Linked DNA regions of Homo sapiens: region 2 is linked to region 1. A link is a contact called in ENCODE Hi-C or POLR2A ChIA-PET data. All regions are on one chromosome and are shown on one strand. The core of a region is the stretch at or near the end of the contact, and the rest is flanking DNA. Distances in the headings are between cores, read along the strand shown.

The links. Hi-C counts contacts between places; a loop is a spot of excess contacts on that map. ChIA-PET counts read pairs that join two places held with the same protein, here RNA polymerase II (POLR2A). Pooled maps may share reads with other maps.
Region 2: a map of adrenal gland shows a loop between it and region 1 (2.4-fold over the local background). The contact joins two enhancer-like sites. A Hi-C loop is called at or near these places in 26 of 168 maps with a recorded cell type or tissue (B cell, CD14-positive monocyte, GM12878 and 16 more), 37 of 37 single-sample maps with no recorded cell type and 26 of 50 pooled maps. POLR2A ChIA-PET finds 5 or more read pairs at or near these places in 9 of 52 experiments (B cell, BJ, GM12878 and 6 more).

Annotation. Positions count from the first base shown.
Region 1 is chr2:45,664,269-45,671,896 of GRCh38, reverse strand. The region is part of intron 1 of PRKCE (protein kinase C epsilon); the gene reads right to left. Among named protein-coding and RNA genes, the nearest start is that of PRKCE-AS1, 7.4 kb to the left of the region's middle. Within about 2 kb of position 2,641, at least 4 of the 41 ENCODE cell types and tissues checked have a DNase peak (open chromatin) inside an H3K27ac peak, as active enhancers do.
Region 2 is chr2:45,706,094-45,713,721 of GRCh38, reverse strand. All of the region lies in intron 1 of PRKCE (protein kinase C epsilon), which reads right to left. It also overlaps the pseudogene TRQ-TTG5-1. Among named protein-coding and RNA genes, the nearest start is that of PRKCE-AS1, 34 kb to the right of the region's middle. Within about 2 kb of position 4,426, at least 3 of the 41 ENCODE cell types and tissues checked have a DNase peak (open chromatin) inside an H3K27ac peak, as active enhancers do.

The sequences.
Region 1 (7,628 bases), core at 1,392-3,891:
TAGAGACAGTGTCTTGCCATGTTGGCCAGGCTGGTCTTGACCTCAAGCAATCCCCCTGCCTCGGCCTCGCAAAGTGCTTGGATTACAGGTGTGAACCACCATACCTGTCCTCTACTGGATTTTTTTTTTACTTTGATCAAGTCACTAAACTTCTGAACTCTTATATTTTTATGTAGAAATGAAGATTTAATGAATATCTCTTATTATATAGCAGATTTACATTTTTTCAATTGGAGGTAAAATGGTCTACGAACCTTTCCCCTACCTAATCTTCTCTAAGAGAAAGAAAGTGAGAGAAGGCTGGTGGGGGGAGGCAGAGGGGAATGGAAGGCAAAGAATAAGGTAGGAAGGAAAGAACAAAAGAAGAAATTTTGATTCATTTGATTGCCTTTTTAAATAGAGCTTAAATGCATAAATGGATAATGGTATTAAATGTGTAATGGTACTGATATCAATACCTTCTAGGCCAGGCCCTAGGCCTCCTGTACCTAGTGTGTTTGGGAGACTATATACCCGTGCATGTGCAGTAAAAAACCTTTGTCCTAAAAAGCAAGACATCCAGGTGCTCATTCATCTGCCTTGGCCCCCAATTCATCATTTAACTTCCCTGGGTCTTGTCCTGAAATGTCAAATTAAGAGGAATATCTTAATTCCCGCTTTGAATATATTCACTACCATACAAGTTTGATGGGAGAATCAAAAGAAAACAGTACAAATTGTTGAATAAATGTATCCCCATTGTGCAGTCTCCTGAGGGGTAAGGCCGCAAACACCTTATCTTCCAAAGATGCTGCATTCCTGATCAGAAGGTACAAAACTCTCCAGTGCCAGTTGAAGTATGGCTAGAGCTGAGGAAACCCGCCTTGTATTACAGGGCATGAACTAAGCTCTCTGACCTTGAATTTCCAACAATTCAACCCAGGAACCCTGAAGCACCACTATCTGATGTTGAATGCCACTTGCAGGGGTTTCAAGAGATGGGGGCTTTCAGGCCACAGAAGGTATTTCTGTTCATCAGGGCACTGCAGCATTATTTGTCGTCAGAGACTTGTTTACTAAGGAGTAGTCAGGCAGGTTTCTCAGAACCAGTCTATCCGATCCATCCTTCAAGGCCTAGGTCAAAAGCCACCTCCTCTACAAATCCTTCGTCAGTCTTTCCCTGGGGAATGATAACATATTTGCTTTTATGGAATTGTTTGGGTTAGTAAAATGTAAGTTTATTGAGTGCAGGGAACCCTATCCTCTTTACTTTCTTTTCTCCATGTTACTGGTACTCATTAAAATTAGATTGAATGAGAAACTGTGTTCTGGGGCAATATTTCTCAATGTTTTTTTAAACTGGGACTCACAGTAAGAATTAAGATCATACGTACTCACATAAATAAAACTGAAATAGGAGTTTTATAAGGCAATATTTATTCATATTGCATACAAAGCATTCTGATAATGTGTATATTGTTCAATTTTCATATTTAAAATTGTTGTAGAGATCCACGCAATTGATTTCATCAACTTCATTGAGGGTCCTGACCCAGAGTTTGAAAACCAATAGCCTAGACAGGATATGCCTTTATTCTCTTTTTCTCACGTCTTTCTCCTTCAGAAAGAAAAATGGAGCCTATACAAAAAGCATATTAAACCCTAAAGGTTCTTAACAGATTTAAATTTGGAAAGAGTCAGATGATGCCTCACTTTCCTAAAATTCAAATCCCATTAGAGAAGGCACGCGGCCGACTTACTGGGTGGGGGTGTCCATAGAGCCACCTCTTCAGCTAGCAGAGGCAAATTACTTAAATAATATTAGTGCGTCACACATCTATGTATGACTGATAACTAATAACAGACTTGATCGTCTTGATTATATAAATTTTATTTTATTTTATTTTGAGACTGAGTCTCACTCTGTTGCCCAGGCTGGAGTGCAGTGGTGCAATCTCAGCTCACTGCAACCTCTGCCTCCTGGGTTCAAGTGATTCTCGTGCCTCAGCCCCCAAAATAGCTGGGATTACTGGCACCTGCCTCCATGCCTGGCTAATTTTTGTATTTTTAGTAGAGACGGGGTTTCGCCATGTTGGCCAGGCTGGTCTTGAACTCCTGACATCAAGTGATACGCCCACCTTGGCCTCCCCAAGTTCTGGAATTACAGGCATGAGCCACCATGCCCGGCCGATATACATTTTAATTTTCACAGATACTACCTTTTTGCTTTCCAAAAAGGTGCCGCTAATTTATATTTCTACGAACAGAGTAGGACAAGGCCTAGTTTCTTCCTGCCCTCCCTGAAACTGATGTGATCAGATCAGTCTTTTCAAGTAGCCATTTCTCCCTTTTTTATACCTTGGGGACAAGCACCAGGACCTCTCTATTGGAGCCCCCACTGTATCAAGCTCAGTCCAGTCCCAGGCACAGAGCAGAGGCTTCAGCCACGCTGCGCGGTAAGAGAACACAGCCCAGCACTGAGGCTGGCCACATGAGAGACTTGTGAAGGAGTGCTCCCTCCGGGTTCTAAAACACATTCCTGATGGGCCTAATTCATTCTCCAGGCGAAAAGGAGGCTTTCTTAGTCTAAAACACTGCTGTAAATCCCACCCACAAGGGGACAGCCACATGACTCCATTTTCCTGCTTGTTTCTGAATCACTGTCTTATCTGTCTTCCTCCCCTTTTCCCCTTAAAATAGTTGGCTTTACGGTTGTCTGTGCACAGTCATATGATAAGCAGTGATAAAGAAAAATTTTTAAAGAGCCAAGTAGGGATAAGGAAGCAATGAGAAAGAGACACGTTCTCTTGTGTGAGGGGGTGGGCTTCTAAGACACAAGTTTCCTAGAAACAAAACCCACAGATTAATTTTAAATCTTCAGTCCCAACAATGTGAAAGAATGAGGCAGACTATTTGGCTAAGAAACCCAAATGTTGCTTAGTGTGATCAGGGACTTGGGGAAATAAGGTCTGAGTCCCATTCTAGTCCCTACCAAGAGGCACCCTTTATCCTCGGTTTCTCCATTTGTAAACTGTATACGAAAGGGCCGTCCCCCTCCCTGAATCCCAAAGTGGTTCATCACTATTACTTACATGTGTGTGACATGTTTTTCTTTTCGGATGCATATTAAATGAGTCTCACAACTCCGTGAGATAAGCAGGGCCAATGTGACTATTCCCATTTTACAGCTGAGGAAGCTGGAGCTCAGAGAGGTTTCAGCTTCATCAAGGTCACACAGCTCATTAGCACCGAGAGGGTGAAAAGTGAACTAGCAAACTGTGAATGTAGTACTTTATGAATATATGCTAGCCTATAAATGCTTGACAGTGGGCAGCAAATAGACATTTGGCAAACCACAGCCATTTCCTATGTAACTCATTATAAGGAGAAAGACCATCCGTCTAGGACACACCACTGAGATGACAAGCAACCCCTAGCCCCAAGTAACTGTCGGACATAAAGAATTATAAACCAAATGGATTCTTCGACAATATCTTCAGTCCCAAACCACATCATCCACAATTTATATTTTACAATAGTATTATAATAGCAATAGCAAACATTTTTGTGTGTTCTATCACATGACAAGCACTTTTCTCACCCAGGCTGGAGTGCATTGGCGCCATCTCAGTCACTGCAGCTTCCACCTCCCAGGTTCAAGCGATTCTCCTGCCTCAGCCTCCTGAGTAGCTGAGAGTACAGGCGCTCACCACCATCCCCGGCTAATTTTTGTATTTTTAGTACAGACGGGGTTTCTCCATGTTGGCCAGGCTGGTCTCGAACTCCTGACCTCAAGTGATACAACCGCCTCGGCCTCTCAAAGTGCTGGGATTCCAGACATAAGCCACCGTGCCCAGCCGTGACAAGAACTTTTCTATGCACTTTCTATGCATTATATTATTTATTTCAAACACAATTAGATAGATAGTACTGACTTAGTTTTACAGATGAAGAAACCTCAGAGAGGTTACACAACTTGTCAAAAGGTCACACGACTGGTTCAGTGGTGGGACCAGGATTAGAATCCATCTCCCTGTCATATAAAGCCCTTCCACTTAACCACAGTGCCACTTGGTTCCATATCTGGTGGTTGTGCTGCATCCTTTTTCACTTTTTTTTTTTTGAAGTTAAAACATATATAATAACAAGGAAAACTAGGTGTGGAGGTGAGGGGGTATATGGGAACTCAGTACTTTCTGCCCTATTTTTTTATAAACCTAAAACTGCTCTAAAAAATAAACATAACTAATTTTTAACAATAATGCTGAAGTAAAAGATAAAAATCCTCCTCATGTGTTGGCCTTTTCCTTTTTTAAAGTTCATACAGGTGTGTGCGTGCATGCAATTTTTTTTACAATACTACACTCTCTTCAGTTATGGAAGAAAGGAGAATACCCTAGTGCAAATACCCAAAGGAAGTCTATTATTTAGATCAATATTATAAATTCATGTTAAAATTTTACTTAACCAGGCTGGGCATGGTGGCTCACGCCTATAATCCCAGCACTTTGGGAGGCCGAAGTGAGAGGATCACTTGATGCCAGGAGTTTGAGATCAGCCTGGGGAACACAGTGAGACTCCATCTCGATAAAAAAAAATTTTTTTTTGAGACAGAGTCTCAACCTGTTACCCAGGCTGGAGTGCAGTGGTGTGATCTCGGCTCACCGCAACCTCCCCCTCCAGGGTTCAAGCTATTCTCGTGCCTCAGCCTCCCAAGTAGCTGGGATTACAGGTGTGTGCCACCACATCCGGCTACTTTTTGTATTTTTAGTAGAGATGGGGTTTCACCATGTTGGCCAGGCTGGTCTCGAACTCCTGACCTCAGGTGATTCGCCCGCCCCGGCCTCCCAAAGTGCTGGGATTACAGGCATGAGCCACTGTACCCAGCCTCTACAAAAAACTTTTAAAAATTAGCTAGGCATGGTAGTGTGTGCCTATAATCCCAGCTACTTGGGAGGCTGAGGCAAGAGGATCCCTTGACCCCATGAGTTCAAGGTTGCAGTGAGTTATGATCACACCACTGCATTCTAGCCTGGGTGACAGAGGAAGACCCCCACTTAAATAAATTTGTTTTTAAATTTAACCAATCAAGCATCTGTTATGTGTGGGGCAATATGCCAAGCATTAGCACAAAAAGGCAGGAGTTTTACCCTCAGGAACAGACCTCTTCTGTGTCTGCTAAAGAAAAGAGAGAAAGCATCAACACTGGGCATCAGTAATTTTAAACGGAGGGCACAAACAGTAAATGTTACCGCAATTCCAAGAGCCAAAAGAGCTGTAGCCTGGAGAATTCTGGGAATGATCGCCCAAAGAGAAGGGGATTTGGATGGCTGGTTAGAGTATCCCAGGGATGGGGATATGGGAGAGCAGAGCACAAAGAAGGGATAGAAAGAGTTTGGGTATGAAAGTTAGAAACAAGCCCTCAAGCAGAAGGTTCCTACCCCAGAGGATAAGAGATCCACCTGGCAGAAAATGGAAGCCGGGGAGGTGCAAACCACACAGGGCCCTGGATGTCTGGAGGGATGAGCAGACTTCACTATGTAGGCAACTGGGGCTGGCAGGAGACAATGGTGGGTTCTGAGCAACCGGAAGGGTATTTAGTGCCATGATCCCCACACAACTCATACACAAATCCCCTGGATTCCAGGGAACCAGACTAATAAAGATATAAAAACCCCTCCTATAGCTGTCTCCATGAATTAGTACTCAGGCACCTGGAGCTTAAATGGGATATTCTTTTCTAAAACGAAGGAAATATTTTTTAAAACCAGCTAGGTAGTCATGGCCAGGAATTGTGCACCTTCTATGAACAGAGCCCTGATATTCACCATCAGGGGAGGAGAAGGAAGCGGTCCTGTAGCAGGCTAATGGCAGGGAATAAACTTCAAACGTTAAGGTAGGAGGCCTTCTCCATGACTCTAGAAGCCCTAGAAAGGGGTCCCTCATCAAAAATATGTTACCTACTTACACCAAGGCTGGAATTATTTTAACAAGAGGCTACGTTTCCCTCCTCTGCCCTCACAGGGACAAGAGGACAAGCAGATCCATTCCTGGGCATGTTTCATTATTGGGGTAGTGGGAAGCAGAAGCCTAGGTTGCCAGCTTTAGCAAAGAAAAATCGAAGGCCAAGCTAAATTTGAATTGCATATGAACAACAAATACTTTTGTAGTATAAGAATGTCCCATGCAATACCTAGGACATATCTATAGAAAAAAAAGTATTCATTGTTTACCTGCAATTCAAATTTAACTGAGCATCCTGTATTTCCTCTGGCAACTCTGGGCTCAGTGCACCTGCAAGAGAAATAGGATGGTGTCATGAAGAAGCAAAGAAGACAAAGGAGCATGGGTACCAAAGAGAAACTTTTTTTTCTACTTCAAGACGTGGTGACTCTGCAGAAGCTCACAGTTGCTCATCAACTGGGGCAGAGAGTTGATGCTTACTTAAATGCCCAAACATTTCACCTACATCTATCTTATTTAATCCTCACAGCAACTCAACAAACTGCAAAAGATGACTGTTATTAACCCTTTTTTTAAATTAGCAAACAGAAGTTTGAGGAGGTTAAGTGAATTTTCTCAAAGTCACAAAGCTACAAAGCAGAAGAACAAGACCTCCTGCTCTTGGGTGAATTCTGAATGTTTTAAAGGAAGAAAAGGATTTCTATGGTTGCAAAGAAGAAGAAAAAGCAATTTCTGAGAAGTGATCCTCTTCTACTTGCCACATATATTTTTGTTACTTAAATGTAAATTATGTAAAATGAAATCCGAGCTTAAAGATCAAGGCTCTTAACAATTACAAGTAAATGCATATTTCCTCACTGAGAGTACAGTAATCTTTTCAGAAGGCTGGCTATGCTTCAACTCTTGTTACTCTTTAGCAATTCCAACATCGTGGTGGAAAGCAAAGCTTTGCTCTCTAAAGGCAGCACCTTTGTGCACTGCCCAAATTTGGCCCAGGACAACTGAACAATCAGTGTGCACTGCATTAGAGGTTGGGCATATATAAGACTCACATGGTAGGAAAATGAAGTCAGATGCTTTGGCCCAGAGAAATGGGATATACACCTGGACCACACAAAATGGGATGTGAAAAAAAGCCTTAAGCCTCAGTTACCACACTAGGCCCACAAGCTAATGCAGAGGATGTTCAGGTCAAAATGCAACAATGTCTCAGCTTTTCAAATACACAAAAGGGAGCAATGAGACAGATGTCCCCAGTGACTAAGACAGAAGCCAGTCCAAGGGAAGGTAATCCATGTTCCCCTCACCTCCCACCCTAGGAGCTGTTTAAAAAGAACCAAGTGTGAAATTGTAGTTCTGTACACTTGGAATATAGCAAACCCAACTCCTGTTGCTCATTCATTTCCAAGAGGGAGGGACATAAGGACTGGAAAGGTTTTACTGGCAACCCTTCAGTTGGTTATTACTAATAAAATCCCCAAACAGAAGCACAATTTTACCTGCATCTAATAATAAACATTAATCACAGATAATTACCAATAATAAGTAGTTAACCATTGATCGCAAACTTGCTATAAGGTAGCTATTATTCCCATTTTATGGATGAGGAGACTGGTACATATAGGCTAAATTATTTGTCCAATATGCAGCCAAAACTGATAAAACTAGATTTCAAACCGAGGACT
Region 2 (7,628 bases), core at 3,177-5,676, 40 kb before region 1:
TGGAAACTAATACCACATCTTTAGGCTTTTCTGCCTTCCCCCTTCTTGGCCCATCACATTCATTATTAGGTAGGTTTTAACTCCTCAACCTAAAAACAGCCATGGTTTCCTATTTAAAGAAATGCCAGTGGATCCCTTCTTCAAATGAAGAATGATTTTTTAAAATTGCTTTAATACCATCCACTTTTTTGTTGGTCCGGATGTTCATATACTGAGTTTCTTACAGCAGGGTTTGCCTGTGTGCCCTGGATGGTTCTCTGTGGGCTCAGCCTCCCAATCAGTAACACAGAAGGAAGATGCATACCCCTGCAGCTACACAGGACATAATGAGTCTTTACAGCTATCCATTACCATCAGGCATCACACAAATATGTAGGGCAAAGAAAAATACACATTATTAGCCACCCTCAGGCATATGCTCTCCTGTGGCTCTTCCCATCTGGCAAGGTGATCAGCTGCGGAGTCCAAGGGCAAGATGAGCAAAAACAATGACAGCCTCTGTATGTCTAGAACTTGATTCCAAACACATTCTTAAATAAGCATCCACTTCACCTTTATAAGAGCCTCGAGGTGACAGCGACTACAGATCATTTACAGGGAAAGAAACTGAGGCCCAGGGAGATAAGCTAGCTTATGGAGGACAGCACTGCAAGTCAGCACCAGACTGGGACCAAGATGAAAACACAAAGGTGTGAGAGCTTTTGAATCATGATGCGCATTACAGATGCAAGGCGACAGTGTCGTAATTATCATTATTATTCATCTAGTCACAATCTCTGAGCATTTAACATATGCCAGGTATACTTTCAGCCTCAAAGAGGTAGAAGTATGGGGCGAATACGAAGATAAATGACACATGGTCCCCGCCCTCCAAGGACAGGGAAGTGTGCTGGAGGAGTTGAACATCTCCTAAACAAATGAGAACCATGCAATAGAACACTGGAGCCAAGCAGATGGAAGCCCAGAGGAGGGAGCCAGACTCTGCCTGTAGGTACAGGGAGGAGCTGACACTTGAGCTGGATGGAAAAAAGGCAAAAGGCCCTTCCAGGCAAAGGGAATGGCCTGTCCAGGCCCCAGAGGTGTAGCAGATCATAGAGGGAATGCAACTGTCAGTGGGACCAGCCAGGGCCAATTGGTCCAGAGCTTCATGGGCCTTGCCAAGGAGGAGAGACGTTCCTGGAGGCCACCAACAGTACAGGCTTCCCATCAGGGGCTTTAAGCAGGGGGAATAGCATGATCAGATTTGGGTGTCAAAAAGACAGGACAGGCCGGGCGCAGTGACTCATGCCTGTAATCCCAGCACTTTGGAAGGCCAAGGTGGGGTAAATCACTTGAGGTCAGAAGTTCGAGACCAGCCTGGCCAATATGGGGAACCCTCGTCTCTACTAAAACTACAAAAAATTAGCTGTAGCTGGGCGTGGTGGTGCATGCCTGTAATCGCAGCTACTCGGGAGGATGAGGCAGGAGAATCTCTTGAACCTGGGAGGTGGAGGTTGCAGTAAGCCGAGATTGCACCACTGCACTCCAGCCTGGGGAACAAGAGCAAAACTCTGTCTCAAAAAAAAAAAAAAAAAAAAAAAAAAAGGACAGGCCGTAGAGTGGCAAGAGGTCAACTGTCAACAGGAACACCTGAGGGCACACAGACAGTGTGGAGAAGATGTAATTCTTTACTCAAGTAACAGTGGGGGCTAAACTGAGGATCTGCCCCCGTCACATAACCTTTCATCTGCAGAGTGAAATAGGAGTATTTGTCCTGCCTCCTTTATAGGACATAATATAAAGTTACTAATAATAATGGAGGCCGGGCGTGTTGGCTCATGCCTGTAATCCCAGCACTTTGGGAGGCCAAGGCATGCAGATCATGAGGTCAGGAGATCAAGACCATCCTGACCGACATAGTGAAACCCCATCTCTACTAAAAATAGAAAAATTAGCTGGGCATGGTCGCGCATGACTGTAATCTCAGCTAGTCGGGAGGCTGAGGCAGAATTGCTTGAACCAGAGAGGCAGAGGTTGCAGTGAGCCAAGATCATGCCATTGCACTCCAGCCTGGTGACAGAGCAAGACTCGTCTCAAAAAATTACATAAATAATAACAATAATGGAAACATAATAGAAGTAATAGCCAACATGTCTTGAACACTTATATAGTTAATTTAACAAGTACTGAATATTTGCTAGGCACCAGGCACGCTAAGTGCTTTACAAATGCTAATTCATTTAATCATTGCAATGATCTTGTGAAATAAGGACTTTCATTATCCCCATTTTACAGATGAGGCAATTGAGACACAGAGACATTAAGTGACTTACTCCAGGTCACCCAGGTCATAGGTAGCAGAGCTGTGATTTGCAGCCAGGCAGTCTGGCCTGAGTCCTCGCTCTTGGTCATGATGTCCATGATCTCTTGTTTGTTATATGCCCAGCACTGTGGAAAGTACCTTGCAGCTGTTGTCTATTACTCTGGTCCTCACAATAATTCTGTGAGGTAGGCACTCTTTTTTCTCCCTGCTTTATAGCTAAGGAAACTGAGGCACAAAGGGGATAAGTACCTTGCCTGTGGCTGCACATAGAGTAAGTAAGTGGTTGAGTTGCACGTTAATCTTTGGGACTGCAAAGTTCGTGCTCTGAGCTGCGCTCCCTTCAATCTAAAAGCACAAAAACCACAGGGAGGGGGACAGGGGACAGGGAGGGGGCAGCAACCTGAAAAAAGACTGAATACTTAGAATAGTGAGAGATCAGATGGAATATGTTTTTGCCTGGCTGGATTTTTCCCACCCCATGTTAAGCGAGAGAAGGCAAGGTCCCCCCTCTCTCCCAGCACCCCTGGTTCAGCCTCTAGACAAGTCAGGTTGTGTCATCTGGCCTGCCAGGCAGTAAAACACCCCGATCCTTTAGGGGTGAGGGTCTGCAGGCCTCAGCTCCAGAAACATCAGGGTGGCAAACAATGGTATATCAGTCAGGCCTGAGCATCTCTGATTGGCCCTGGCAAAAACAAGATGTCAGTTAGTAACAGCCGTAAATCCCTGTGACAGCCAGTCCCCAAGCCCTGGGCATACTCTGGGCCATGCTGGAGCCGCAATGTCCAGAGCCTTCTCCTGCCACTTCTTGGGACTGGGAATCCTGGCCTGGGGCCTGGCAATGGAATCATTAATCTATGGACAGGCTTCACAAAGAGAAAAACATGCAGGAAAATATACAGAAGAAAATAGAGCTAAAAAACACTCCAGGGTTCCACTGAGACCAGACCATCTAGGACTGAGATTCAGAAGCAGGAGAGCAAAGCTCTCAGGAGGACATATTAGAGACTCTGGAGGATGTATGGACTTTCAAGGAGTACTTACAAGAGGCTGTGTACCTCAGTGGGCAAGGGTATGGACTTTGAAGCCAGACTATTTGGGTTCAAATCCCAGCTTGGCCTCTTGCTTTACTGCTGAAAAACTGGGGATGTGTTCCTTAATCTCTCAGGCTGGGCCTCAGTGTTCTTACCCGTCATATGAGGATAGTGATAGTACCTACATCATCAGGTTGTTACAGGGGTTAAGTGAGTTAATACACAGAAAAGTCCAAGAACGGTGCCCAGCACCTAGCCAGTGCTATGGACGTGTTAATTAAATAAGATAAATGGGCCAGGCGCAGTAGCCTAAGCCTGTAATCCCAGAACTTTCCGGATCACTTGAGGTCAGGGGTTCGAGACCAGTCTGGCCAACATGGTGAAACCCCATCTCTACTAAATAATACAAAAATTAGCCAGGCGTGGTGGCATGTGCCTGTAATCCCAGCTACCCAGGAGGCTGAGGCATGAGAATCACTTGAACCTGGGAGGTGGAGGTTGCAGTGAGCTGAGATCATGCCACTGCACTCCAGCCTGGGTGACAGAGTGAGACTGTCTCAAACAAACAAAAAAAAAGATACATGGTCACAGGGGAGACAGGAGACATCTCTCCCAGTGGGAGATGTCACAATATCCAGGTGAATAGAGATGGGGACTGGAGATGAGATGCCTTCCATTTTATTCAAAAGAGTTTGAAAGAGTTTAGATCTGGAAGTCCCTGACTTAGGGTCACAGGGAAAGTCAAAGTGCTGTTTGACAACATGCTGCAGCAGTCACACTAAGGCAGAACCATAGCCTTGGAATCCAGAATGGGGATGGGGTGGCCCAGGAACTCTAAAAACTCCTAGAGCATAGTCTGTACTAAAGCTTTCAAAATTCACATTCATAGACATCCATGATCATCTAGTCCACACCCAGCTGCTGCAAATGAAAGGAATCATGCCAAGGGCCAGAGAAGGGCCTTGTCCAAGGTCAAATAGCTGGCTGATATAGGGCATGAAGCAAGAGCCAAGATCTGCCAGAACTGGGGCATCTTCCATCACACCAGCCCTCTGGCCTTGACCCAGGAAGGCTGAGAACCCAGTGCATGGGTCTTGGCCTGGTTGGAGCAGCTGCCACCTTGGCCTGGCTGGGTCTGCCCGGTATGCTGGCCCCAGCCCAGGGTGCTCCTGACCAGCACCTGCCACCAAGCTCTGGTAGGCCCTACTAACCTCTTCCAGAAGGGAATTGGGGGTCTTCACCTCCTACTCTTTCACACCCAGAGGCAGCTCCAGGTGTGAGCAGCAGCGCCAGTAAGTTCCACAAATCCCACTTGTCTCATCCAGACTGAATCCATGATCCTGACTCAAGCCATTGTCTTTGTCCCTCAAACTGGTATATTAGAGTAACAGGTAAATCCCCAAATAGTGGCTCACTGCCATTCAAGGTGAAACTGTGTGCTACTATCCACACAGGAGTGGCTCTCTTCCAAGCAGGGATTTGGAGAGTCAGGCTCCTTCCCTCTTCTGACTCTGCCACCTTCAACACATGGCCCCCAAGACCACTATGACTGGCTGCTCTAAGCCAACAGAGGGAGAAGGCACCTGGGACACTGACCCAGGAGGTTTTTGTGGGCTGGCCTAGAAGAAGCACTTACTCCTTTCACCCACATTCCACTGGCCAGAATTGAGCCACAGGACCACACCTGGCCATACCTGGTGTATTAGTCCGTTTTCACACTACTGATAAAGACATACCCGAGGCTGGGCAATTAACAAAAGAAAGAGGTTTAATGGACTTACAGTTCCACGTGGCTGGGGAGGCCTCACCATCATGGTGGAAGGCAAGGAGGAGCAAGTCACATCTTACATGGACAACAGCAGTCAAAGAGAGAGAGCTTGTGCAGGGAAACTCCCCCTTATAAAACCATCAGATCTCATGAGGCTTATTCACTATCATGAGAACAGCGTGGGAAAGACCTGGCCCCATGATTCAATTACCTCCCACCAGGTTCTTCCCACAACATGTGGGAATTCAAGATGAGATTTGGGTGGGGACACAGCCAAGCCATATCACCTGGTCATAAGGGAATGAGAGGTGTAGTCTAGCTGTTTTCCCACGATGTAGGCTTTGGTGGACACATAAGCCATCTCTGCTACAACTGACCTCACAGCTTTGTTCTGTGGCACTTGATGATTGTGGACTGGAGCCCCAGCTTAGCAACTTGCTCTGCCCAGGAAGACATTAAAGGAAATCTGCAGGCTCTCGAGTCCAACCTATGATGCGTAGGGAGGAGTGACAGAGGCGGACTTTGGTAGTAGATCAGGAGCTCACCGAAGGCAGGAAACATGTGCAGCACCCTGCAGCATCCCAGCATTCCTCATGCACTGCCTGCCATCGAGGAGGCCTCCAATTTGTGTCTACCTTATGAGAAGTAGCAGGAATGCAACCCGCAGGGGTACCAGACATAAGTCATGCTGCAGGAAGGCTGGGGCCTGCCTAACTGGAGCTTCATGCCTGCACTCCCAGGTCTGATTCCTGGCTTGGCAGTTGGGAACTAAGGAGAAGGGGACAGTCAGAGCCATCGCTCCTTCCATGCTGGCTCTCACATCAGAGGCAGACTCTCAGCTCGTCTGTGTGGGAGGATGCAGGAGCTATTTCCATTTTATTTCATATTCGTCACGAACTGTGTGTCCCACAGACATGAGAAGCCACAGAAGAAATGTTCTCCCTCCCCCAGTGCAGATCCTCAAAAGCAGGGGCTGAGGGGAAAATATTTGAAGGAAACATCCTTGACTTCCATGAACAGATAAAGCCTCTCCCAAAAGGACAAGCACAGGGGCAAGAGCAAGTCACAGGACCAGCTTCGAGTCTGCTTTGTGACCTTGGCCAAGTGACAAATCCTTTGTGCCTCCATTTCTCCCCCATCTGTCAAATGAAGATAATAAAGGCTGTTCTGAAGTTAGAATGAGATAATCAATGTTTAAATGGCTCTGGGAAGTACAAAGCTTTCTATGGGAATATAAGGTGTTATTATCCACTCACCCTTCCTGCCTCTCCAGTGAATTCAGATGTTTGGTAACAATTACAATCTTGGCTAGGACTCACTCTTGATGAGCAGAAGAAAGGCAGCAGCCTCCACATTTAACAGATGGGGACTGATGCACAGGCCTGGGCTGCAAGCAGACCTGGTAAGTTCTGGGACACATGCTCCAGCCGAGGAATATCTGCCTGTGAAGTAATGAACTGCGATCCACGAGGGACTTCCACTGCAATCATCAAACACCAGCTCTTGCAGACTCAGATGTGGTATTTGTTAGACTGAGGAATATAACAGTCATAAAATCACAGAATTCCAGAGTTGGCCAAGACCCCCATCTTTGGGGAGAGAGCTAGTTCCCCAGTCAAAGTGGAAAATCGACTCAATTTCCACTGACCTGTGAAAAGCAAAACCAGTTCATGTCTGTCATTGCTTATTCTGTTTGGGATCTTGAGCAAATCACTTAACCACCCTCTGCCCCAGTTGCCTTCTCACAGGAATAAGGAATGAGAAAGGACTCTGGTAACTAAAAGACACAGTTCAAATGAAAGGTATTTCTTGCTATTGATGATCAAATCTCTTACCATGAGTCACATGCAGTATTCTTAGATTCTCTTACACACAGAAGACAGGGGTTCCCATTTTCCTGCTCCTGAAATTTAATTCATTGTGGGGGGCCAAACTATCAGGCGGCCAATACAAAATCCTGCCTCAGGATAAACAGGAGAGAAGATACTGCTGGGATGTGATGCCAGAGATTGAGACATGTGCAAACCATTCATTCAAAGCAGAAACAAGAGCAAAGATCATTCTGGAACCCAATCTGACTCCTGCAAGGGTAGAGCCCAGTCTTCTCAGACACCTCTCAGTCAAGACTGGTTGACAAACACTGCTTCAAGTTCCTCCGACCTGGGAGAACCAGGAATGAAGCTTGACACAAGGGCAGGGAGGATTCAGAGAAAAGAAGGGAAAGATGAAAATGAAGGAAAAGCAGGCACTTTCAGAGCCTCATTTTCTCATTACCATCAGCATGCATTCATTTCCTCTGGTGGAAGGAGGGAAAAAAGTTTTCCATTGAGTGTCTAAGGCAATCCTGTGTAATATTTCATTTCACAGCCTCTTTCTCTTGCCAACTACAACAGCAGCTGTGAAACTATTCTCCTGGCCAGTCCTGTGGCATTCCTACCCCAGCATCAACTCAGAATTCTTTTCCCCCAGGGCTTCTACTGCTTCTCATCCTACCCTAACCTCAAGAACTCACCTGGATGTATTCTCA